2 separate regions of the Mus musculus genome follow, and region 2 is linked to region 1. A link is a contact called in ENCODE Hi-C data. All regions are on one chromosome and are shown on one strand. Each heading gives the region's core, a stretch centred on a gene start or an enhancer-like site at or near the end of the contact. The rest is flanking DNA. Distances are from core to core; before and after follow the strand shown.

Evidence for each region. A loop is a pair of places that touch in the nucleus more often than their neighbours do.
Region 2: a loop to region 1 is called in a map of heart, with 2.6 times the contacts of the local background. The contact joins the enhancer-like site here to the promoter of Herc1 in region 1. A Hi-C loop is called at or near these places in 1 of 37 maps with a recorded cell type or tissue (heart).

What each region holds. Positions count from the first base shown.
Region 1 is chr9:66,348,476-66,353,223 of GRCm38, forward strand. It overlaps Herc1 (HECT and RLD domain containing E3 ubiquitin protein ligase family member 1), which reads left to right and starts at 1,975. Exons shown (of 78, transcript NM_145617.3): 1 at 1,975-2,146. Gm30447 reads right to left here. Exons shown (of 2, transcript XM_006511600.4): 1 at 2,146-4,748; 2 at 1,850-2,043. The coding sequence starts at 2,596. The coding sequence ends at 1,868.
Region 2 is chr9:66,211,768-66,216,366 of GRCm38, forward strand. All of the region lies in intron 2 of Dapk2 (death-associated protein kinase 2), which reads left to right. Among named protein-coding and RNA genes, the nearest start is that of Dapk2, 56 kb to the left of the region's middle. Within about 2 kb of position 1,709, at least 1 of the 3 ENCODE cell types and tissues checked has a DNase peak (open chromatin) inside an H3K27ac peak, as active enhancers do; it is heart, where a contact is called at or near this core.

The DNA of each region.
Region 1 (4,748 bases), core at 725-3,224:
TTTAAAAAAAGATTTATTATTTTTAAATGATATCTATGTGTATATGTGCATATCTGTATGGGGGTATGCACATGTGAATGTAGCTGCTTGCTAAGGCCAGAGGTGTCAGATCTCTCTGGAGCTGGAGTTCCAGGCAGTTGGGAGCCTCCTGATATAGGTGCTGGGAACAGAACTCAGGTCTGCAAGGCAGTGAGTGGGAGAGGGAGAGAGTGGGAGAATGGGAGAGGAGAGAGAGAGAGGGAAAAGAGGGAGAGAGAGAGAGGAGAGAGAGAGGGAGGGAGGGAGAGAGAGAGAGAGCACGCAAAATGTCTGGATTCTATAGGGAGAAGCCTCTGGGGGAAGGGCAACCCAGCCCCTGGGCTGCAAAGCTCACATTTGGGGGCAGGGTATGACAGGTCGGAACTGAGGGATGCAGGGAGAATCAGGAGGCCAGGTCTGCTTTGATATGAAAAATATGCACCTCAGTCCCTTCTCCCCAGGACCAAAACCAAACACCTGAGACCATAAAAAGCACTAGCAACAATGTCATCACTCCATGCTAATCTGCCTCTCATACCTAGACTAGAACACACATCTTATACATAGAAGTTTATATGCACCATTAGAAGTTCTATTTAGTGATTATCTCATTATCTATACTCCTCTAAGGAGGAACCCTGTCATAATAACTAATATTCTAAATGAACAGATTAGGAACTGAGGTCCAGGGAAGCCAAGCAAGCCATTCCAAGTCACACACAAAGCTGAGAGTAGCTTTTGTCTTAGGCTAAATTTGTATGATACACATTTCCAATTGAACCAAAGGGGAGGAACTCAGTATGTGGACCAAACTGGCCTCAAGCTCACAGAGATTGCCACCCCACCCAGCTGCTTATACCATGTATGTTTATGTCTTTAGCACAAGAATTTTTTAAAAAGATTTTATTTATAACGTCCCCCCTTCCCCAAAAGCCTTTAGTCCCAGCACTCTGGAGCAGAATCAGGAAAAAGCCTGGTCTTCAGAGAGTTCCAGGACAGCCAGGGCGATGCAGAGAAACCCTGTCTTGAAAACAAAAACAAATTCATGTGTATGTGTGGGTATGTTAACGCGAGTGCAGGTTCTTGTAGCGTTCAGAAGTGAGTGTTGAAGTTACAAGTGGTTTTGGACATCCTGAAGTGAAGTGAAGCCAAGTCACTCTGTAAGAGATAGCCCTCTTAACCGCTCTCTCTCCAGAAAAACCTTTTGCTGAAGGTGGCTACAGTGGTGAGATTGGGAGTCCTTAAGTACAGAGGCATTCAACAATATCAATTCAACATTTGAGCGCCTACATCTATGCTAGACGTTGGGCTAGATGACCAAGTTAGTGTTCTTCCTCAGAGTGCATCACTGTATAGGTCAGGGTCAAGACCTGTACTAAAGGTCAATCCTCCCGTGTTCCTCAGACAGGGCAGAAGTTGGTCAACTTAAACACTTGCTTGGGCGTAAACTTAACCAGCCACAAGGTTAAGGGCAGACTGTGATGGGAGATAAAGGGAGTAGAGCGCCCGGCAAGCAGCCGAGATAAAGGGGTGTGGCCGGCCGCAGCTTTTTCTCTCGGTCCTCGGCAGCCCCGAGGCCTCGGCAGCATTCGGACCCCGATCCTCTTGCAGACTGTCCCGTACTCATCCTGAACACATCCACGCTCGCCTGATCCTTCAGCGCCCTTTGTGAAATGCCCCCAATTGATAGTTCCCTACGGGCACACGTGACTCCGCGAGGACCCAGCGGTTAAGAGACATGGGGCGGTAGAGTGTCCCCAGTACCCTCACAGGAAGGGTCTCCCGGCCGGCGATGTACTCATCGCTTTCCCATCACTGCCTAAGCCGGCATCTTCTCTCCCTTTTCCTCTCAGGTTGCCTCCCACCTCCCGCGCGAGGCCCGGAGGAGGCAGGACCAGCGCTTCTGATCTCGCGAGAGTTCCCTCATAAGTCCCGCGAGACTCGCCTGCCGCTGCCGCTGCCGCCGTCGCTGCCGCCGCTGCCGCCGCCGCCTCTTACGTCTTTCCCTTTGACAAGTCGCCGCCGCTGCAGCAAAAATATAAAGGACGCGGCTAGCGCGGCCGCTGGCCAGCCGGGTGCCGGGTGCTGGAGCCGCACCCCATCGCCGCCAGCTCCCGACCCACGTACGGTAGGTAACACGTTCTCTTTCGCCATCGTGACCTCCCGAGTGTGTGATCGGCTGGCCCGGCCGAGCCGCTCGGGGCCGTTCCGGGGCCGCCCGCCGAGCGGGACTGCTGGCTCCGGGTGGACGGCGGGCGGAGGCCCGAGGAACCCCTGGCCCCCTGGAAGCCTGTTGGAAGCCGAGCCACCTGCCGGAGGGAGGGACCCGCCCCTGAATAAGCTTGCAGTCTGCGCCCCTCAGCGCCTCAGGGGTCGCGTCTGTGACCTTCTCCCCTTTATCCGCTATCGAGCGCGTCTCTCTTAGCTGGGACTGGGACTGGGGAGCGGCTCTCCCATCTCTTCCTCTTGAGGAGAGTCGCGACTCCGGTGCTCCCTGTCGCCGGCCGACTTCGGAGGGGTGGAGGTTGAGACCGTGCGTCTTTCTCCTCGTCTGCGCTTTTGGGTGGGGGCTGCTCATCCTTTCGGTAAACCTTTCTCTGAATCTCTCTTCGGATAAAATAACAATTTCTAAAGCCCTTGCTACCTGGAGCGGAGACGAGGCGACAGTTGTGTAGTCTCCAGGGTGAGAGGTGGATGGTGGTGATGACAGGAGCTAACCCTGGGAACAGTGATGGGTGGCAGGTTCCCAGGAGACACGAGGACAGAAGCTTGGTACCTACCTCTCCCAGGAGGTTATGTAAAGACGCGATGTATGTATGTATGTATGTATGTATGTACTATGCATGCATGTGTATGGTAGCTGTGAAGCACAGGGACAAAAATCTCCATTTGCGTTAGTTTTAAAAATGTGTGTAATACCTTGAAGGTGTATAGGTAATCAAGAGTGATAAATTCCAACGAATTAATAACCCATCTCCAGAGATAGCATTTCACTGTTAATATTTTGATATATTTCTAACAGACTCTTTTGTTTTTTAAGAGTACCTAGCTTGTCCTTGAATGGTACTTCCTTATTTTATGTATGTTCCCAAAATGATTTGTTTTATTTGAACCATTCCTTTGGCCCACTTGATTAAGCCGGGTTACTTGTTCATTATCATTGGCTGTTCCCAGCCGTCACCATATTTCATTGTGTCTTCTTTCAAAATGATTGTTGCTCAAATAGCTTTAAAAGTCAAACCTTAACATTGTTCTTTTTGGATATAATATCTGAGTTATTTTTATAGTTTTTCTTTTTTTGTGTGATGAGTCCTCTAAATCGGGCCGGTGTTTATATAAAGAAAAGAAAAATTAATTGCGATGAGGAGAAAGTAAGCTTCAAAGTTTTTAAAAAATTGATGGTGATGTGCCTTTGATTATATGTTTACATACCTGTGTGTTTATACAAGCAAAAGTGAATGTCCCGAGTGCTCGTATTATGCATAAATGCACGTGTCAATGCATGCTTGTCCTCTGCACTTGTAAATCTGTATATTTTAGAAATAGGTTAAAATATTTTGTCATGTAGTTTGAGAAAAAAAAACAGCATAATGTAGGACAAAGAACAGTCAATTATATTTTTCCCAAATCACATGACCGGATTGTATGGCAGGTTGGAAGCCTGGCATCTTTCAAAAGGAGGATAGATTATCAGTTGTCATTGAAATGGATGGCCTTTTAAGGCCTCTTGGAATCAGCAACTTGTATGAATTTTGCTTTCCCTAAGGTTCTTATCACTTTGCTTCTTAAATTTCTGGTCTTGCCAGTTCCTTTCAACATGGATGCATTGATTTGCTGGTTATGTATTTTCTCTGTGCAGTCGTGCTGGTGGTATATGGAGGAGAAGCAAATGCATCACATAGTCGTCTCATTAATGTAAACATGTGAAAATATTTTATTTAAATGGATAACGCATTGAAATGGATAACACGTTAGAGGAGGACGTGCTGTTTTTGGTGTTGGATTGGTTAGTAGAAGACGCATGTAATACATGGTGAAAAGTCTTGGTGTTGTGAGCAAAATGCCTGGGTTCAGTGGGCAGCTGATTTTAAAGTGGACTCTTAGACTGTAAGTGATAATGTTGATGCTGTATTTGTGATAAGGGAAAATTGTGTTAGGTAAAAAGCACACTTGTGAAACCAAACTCGAGCTTTAGGTGGAGGCAGAATGATCAAGATTTTCAGGCGTCTTGGCTATGTGAGAGAGATCAAAGCACGTGAACAAGCCCTTGAAATTTTGTAGGTAATCAACCATAAAAACAACAAACAATTATTTTTCATCATATATAAAACTTTGTCTTAGTATACCCACAAAACAGGTTGCTAGGGATACCTTCTAAATATTATCAAGATCTTGAACAGAGAATATTGGCTGAGTCATTTAAAAAGGAGATTGTAAAGTCAGCAAAGCCACTTCAGCTAGTATTTTTTTCTTTTAAACTAAAAGGAGCACAAAATAGGTACCTAATAGGTACTTTCTGATGACTTTATTTTTTTCTACTGGCCCTTAAAAATTAATGGGAATATTAAATTCCAGAGGAGATCTACCAGCAAATAAATGTGATGCTGAATCAGATGATGGCTAGGTTTATTTTTATTTTTTCTTTTTGATACAGGAGCTTGTGCATCTTAGGCTGATTTTGACTCTAGTTGAGACTGGCCATGAGCTCCTGATCCTCCTGCTACTCCAAG
Region 2 (4,599 bases), core at 459-2,958, 140 kb before region 1:
TAAAAAAAAAAAAAAAAAGATTTAGCCGGGCAGTGGTGGCACATGCCTTTAATCCCAGCACTTAGGAGGCAGGCAGGTAGATTTCTGAGTTTGAAGACAGCCTGGTCTACAGAGTGAGTTACAGGACTGGTAGGGTTTCACAGAGAAACCCTGTCTCGAAAAATAAAATAAAATAAAATATTTATTTTAGTATTTATTTATTTATGTGTATGTATGAGTGAACGTAGGTACCCATAGAGGCCAGAAGAGAGCATCAGACCTCCCCACCCCCCGTGGAGCTCAAGTTACAGGTAGCTGTGAGCTGCCCATTGTGGATGGTAGGAACCAAACATGAGTCCACTGGAAGAGCAGTATTCCTTTTAACTGCTAAGCCAAGCCATCTCTCCCGCCCCATGTTTCTTTCTCTTGGCCCTGAGTTTGCCTTGATGAGCATGCTTCTTAAAAGGCTAGATGATTTGGGCGAGCCTCAGTGTATTCTACTTCCTTTCTGTTGTCATTTGCATCTGGAAACTCCCTTGGGATCATCTACACTCATGCTCCTGTGTTTACTTCTCAAACTGGGTTCCCAGGAGCTTTGGGGTTCCACAGAGCCTCTAAAGAGGAGGCTTCATAGGTGTGGGGGTGGTAGATGAGTGGGCTCAGAGTGTTCCCCCCAACAAAGAAACATGGTGTCTTATCTGTTTTACCTATTGTACTCTGTGAAGTATTTGCCTGAGAGAGGCATCTCCACACCCAAATAAATGTGAAAGCCATTGTCAAGGGCCTAGAACTGTCTAAGCCATGTGGCCCAGGACAAGGAAAACATTCCTCAGACAGAAGAAAAGCCCCGTTTGAATGGCTGTGGGCCCTCTTCCATTTACAAGTTCCCTCTTGGCTGCTGTTTCTGTTTTCCCTGATATCCCACCTGCTGTAGGTGGGTGCTGCACCCTCCCTGTCTCCCTCCTGACTCACCCACCTGGCTTTGGGCAAAGCTCTGCTCCCTCCTTTATCACTCACCTGCTTCCTTCTCTGACTTCTGACAATATTGTGTTTCTTTACTCTACTCTGGCTTCTTGACTATATGGTTTCCTGCCTGCCTTGACTTAGATACCAGTGTCCTAAAGTATTCTCTGTCTTTCTGGGTGTCCTGTCCCACCAGAGGAACCTTGCTTTTCAATGGCCTTCCAGCACCGTTTACTTTGAAGCTGAGGTTGGGGTTCATCAGGGTTAAGTCAAGTTCCTGAACCCACCGTGATTGGGAAATGGAGCTGTGGCAATCCAGTGGCTACAGGGAAATGGGGATTTACACCCACGGAAGCTTGCCTTACCAGGAACTTTCAGACTCCTTTCATTCACATTACAATGTGGTAAAACTGCAACATTCCTGTCTGTGTTAGGTACGAAGAAACTGAGGGGGAGACTTACACGATTGGCTAAACTCAGCAAAACTGGAAATAGACCCTGGGTCTTTGGACTCTAAATTCTGAATTTGAGTGGTTGTAGTTTATAGACTTACACATATAAGATTAGAAACAGGTTAGTGGCTACAGTAGTGTGGGGACACACATACACACACACACACACACACACACACACACACACACACACACACACAATTTTTTCAGTACTGGCCATTGAACCCTGAACATGGGGCATGCTAGACAAGTACTCTACCACTGACCCATAGCCTCAGCCAAGAGAGTTCATGGGAGTAGCCTGGCTGGAGGGCGGTTATGGGAGATAAGGAAAGGGCCTCAGAGGCCCAGCGTTGGAACCTAGCCAGGTAGAGTGCAGAGAGGCCTCAGAAACGTCATCTCCAGAGTGTCTGTGCACCCCTTATAATTTGGCTGATCCAGTTCCTGGGGACTGTAAGTTGACCTGCTCCTGTCTCCGAGACTGCACTGGCTGAAGGTCCTATTCCCTCTCTTGGGCTGCACCTGGTGTCCCTTGAGTGGAAGTTTCAAAGCACTGCCTTTGCCCTATGGCCCTGAATGACTGCTGGGTAATTCCAGAGGAACTGTGGCCCATTGTTCTGCAGGGTGAGAAAAGGAACTGCAGTGCTGGCTGAGGGGAAGCAGGAGGGGGAACCCTCTGTCGGGGTGATGTTCTTAAGATTCAGTCATCTCTCTCTGCCCCTGCTCCACCTGATAAACTGGTGGCTTTGGGGCACTCACTTCATGGATGCCTGAGAGCTGGTTGAGAAGGGGAATGAGTTAGACCCACTGTTCATAGGATGCACAAAACTTCAGCACCTGGGCCCTGGGAGTTGATAGAACAGGTCTGGCTGATCGTGGCTTAGGCGAGAGGAGGGAGTATGTGGGCAGTGGGAGCACTTACCCTTGCTGCAGGCGTGGCTTAAGGGTTGAGTTGTCTTTTGAGAATTTAACATCAACAATAAAATTTAGTTAAAAAAAAATAATCACCCTGCCTTTTATCATCTCTGCATGCTGGCAGTGTTAGACAAATCAGGTCAGAGACTAGCTCAGCAGTAGGGTGCTTGCTTAGCATGAGTGAGGCCCTGGATTTGATCCTCAGTACTGCAAACCAAACCTTCCCTCTGTGGTGGGCCCTCTCCCCACTGCTTGGCACCCCTTAGCAGGCTTAGTTACCTTGAGAACCCTGAAGCTGGAGTCGAGAGACAAGGACTTGTGTTTATACCGCTTTACCCAACTGCCAAGTTGCTTACCTTTTTTAATCCTTAGTATTCTTTAGGACATACATTTAGTTATTGATGTACTCTGTGTGTGTGTGTGTGTGTGTGTGTGTGTGTGTGTGCGTGCGTGTGTGTGTGCGTGCATGCTACTGCACAACACATGTGGAGAGACAACCTGCAGGAATTGGTTCTTTCTTTCCATTATTTGGATCTCAGGGATCAAGTGCAGCCAATGAGGCTTGGTGACAAGTGAGGGACAAATAAGGACATGGCCTCTCTAGGATATAGCTGAGAAGGTTTATTGTAGGTATGAGGGAGAGCACAGCCAGAGGCATCTTGGAGGTCCCAGGCTGAACCCAGTCATGAGAGGTGGGGCAGGGAGAGGGAGAAAAGAGAGGAGGGGGAACAAGCAGAGCTTCTGGGAACCAGGAGACTCAGAGAGTGCATAACCAGAATGGCTGGTAATATAGGGGTCAGAGGCTGGAGGAAGGGAGCCAGAGCCAGCCCTTGGGAGGGAGAGGCTTAGGATGGGAGAAAGATGAGGGGTGATGGGAGAAGCCACAGGTACTGAGTGAGATGTGTATGTGTGTGTAGTGTCTGTGTGTGTGGTGTGTGTGTCTGTGTGTGTGTCTTTGAGAACTAACAGCCAGCACCTTTACTCATTGAGCCACCTCTTCGACCCCCCCCCCGTTTTTATTTATTCTTACTGTGTGTATATGAGAAGTGTGATGGACATGTGTGTCAGAGGACACACTGTTGAGTCAGTTCTCTTCTTCCACATATCTTTGGGTTCTAAGGTTCCAGGGATCTAATTACAAATCATAAAGTCTGCATGGGCAGTATTTTATTCTTTGAACCATCTTTCCAGCTCCCCCAATATTCTGGTCTAGAAAATGGAACCAAGATTGTGTCTTCAAGTATTTTTTTTAAAAAAAGAATAATATTCAATAAGATAATAATAAATAAGTAATAATTAAATTATACTTATATATTTTAAGTATACTTATATACCTATAATTATAAAAGCCTACAATAGAAATTAGCCTTTATAGAGAGCAGCTGCACATGTAACAGTACCCACATAACTTTATGAATCTATCTCATGGTATGATATTTGGGTCATCTGGGATTATTCTCTCTTGGCAGTGCAGAGTCTGAGAGGGTTGAGTCAGGCTTTTTCATGTGGTGTTGGGTATTGGGTTGGGACATTACCAAACCTTGAGATGCCATCTAAAAATATACTCCTTTTAATGGGGCTCCTAGGCAGATAACAGGGAGCCCTTGTGAGGTGCAACCAGGTCCAGCCAAGTTCTATAGCTAGGCCTATCTGTTGGTGACCTGCCCTGCCCTACCCTAACAGGTGTGGAGTGTTTGGGGAGCTGAGCCCTCTGCCTGAGAAGAGGGTAGGCTGAGCAAGGATGGCAGCTTCTATGTCTTGTGAATTTACTGTCCCTTGCTAAACCCTGCTACATGGCTGGTACCAGCTTCAGGCACTAAGTTCCCACCTGCCAACACCTTGTTCCTTCTCATCTGGATAGTCAAGTCCTGTTACAGATATTATGACTTCCCAAATAATCCTCCAAGTTGGGTGAAGCAGCTTTCTCTCTCTCTCTCTCTCTCTCTCTCTCTCTCTCTCTCTCTCTCTCTCTCACACACACACACCCACGCTTGCGCGCACGCGGACACCGCCTTGAAAAGGGAGGAAACCGGGGACAAGGGGGTTAAATAGGATACTTGAGGCTCTGACTTTGGGAGCTGAGCCTTCTGCCTGGGAAGAGGTGTTCCTGCCACAGTTGTGTGAGAGTGTGTTGGCAGGACACGGACGACAGTTTGTAACTGATCACTCAGCCCTGTTGATCAGGGCTCCCAACACCAGCTCGGAGACAGGACTTTGGAGAATGAAGGGGAAGCTTTCGATTATGTTCACTTTTGACTCAGGCTCTTTGGAGTCTTCTGACAGAGTGTTA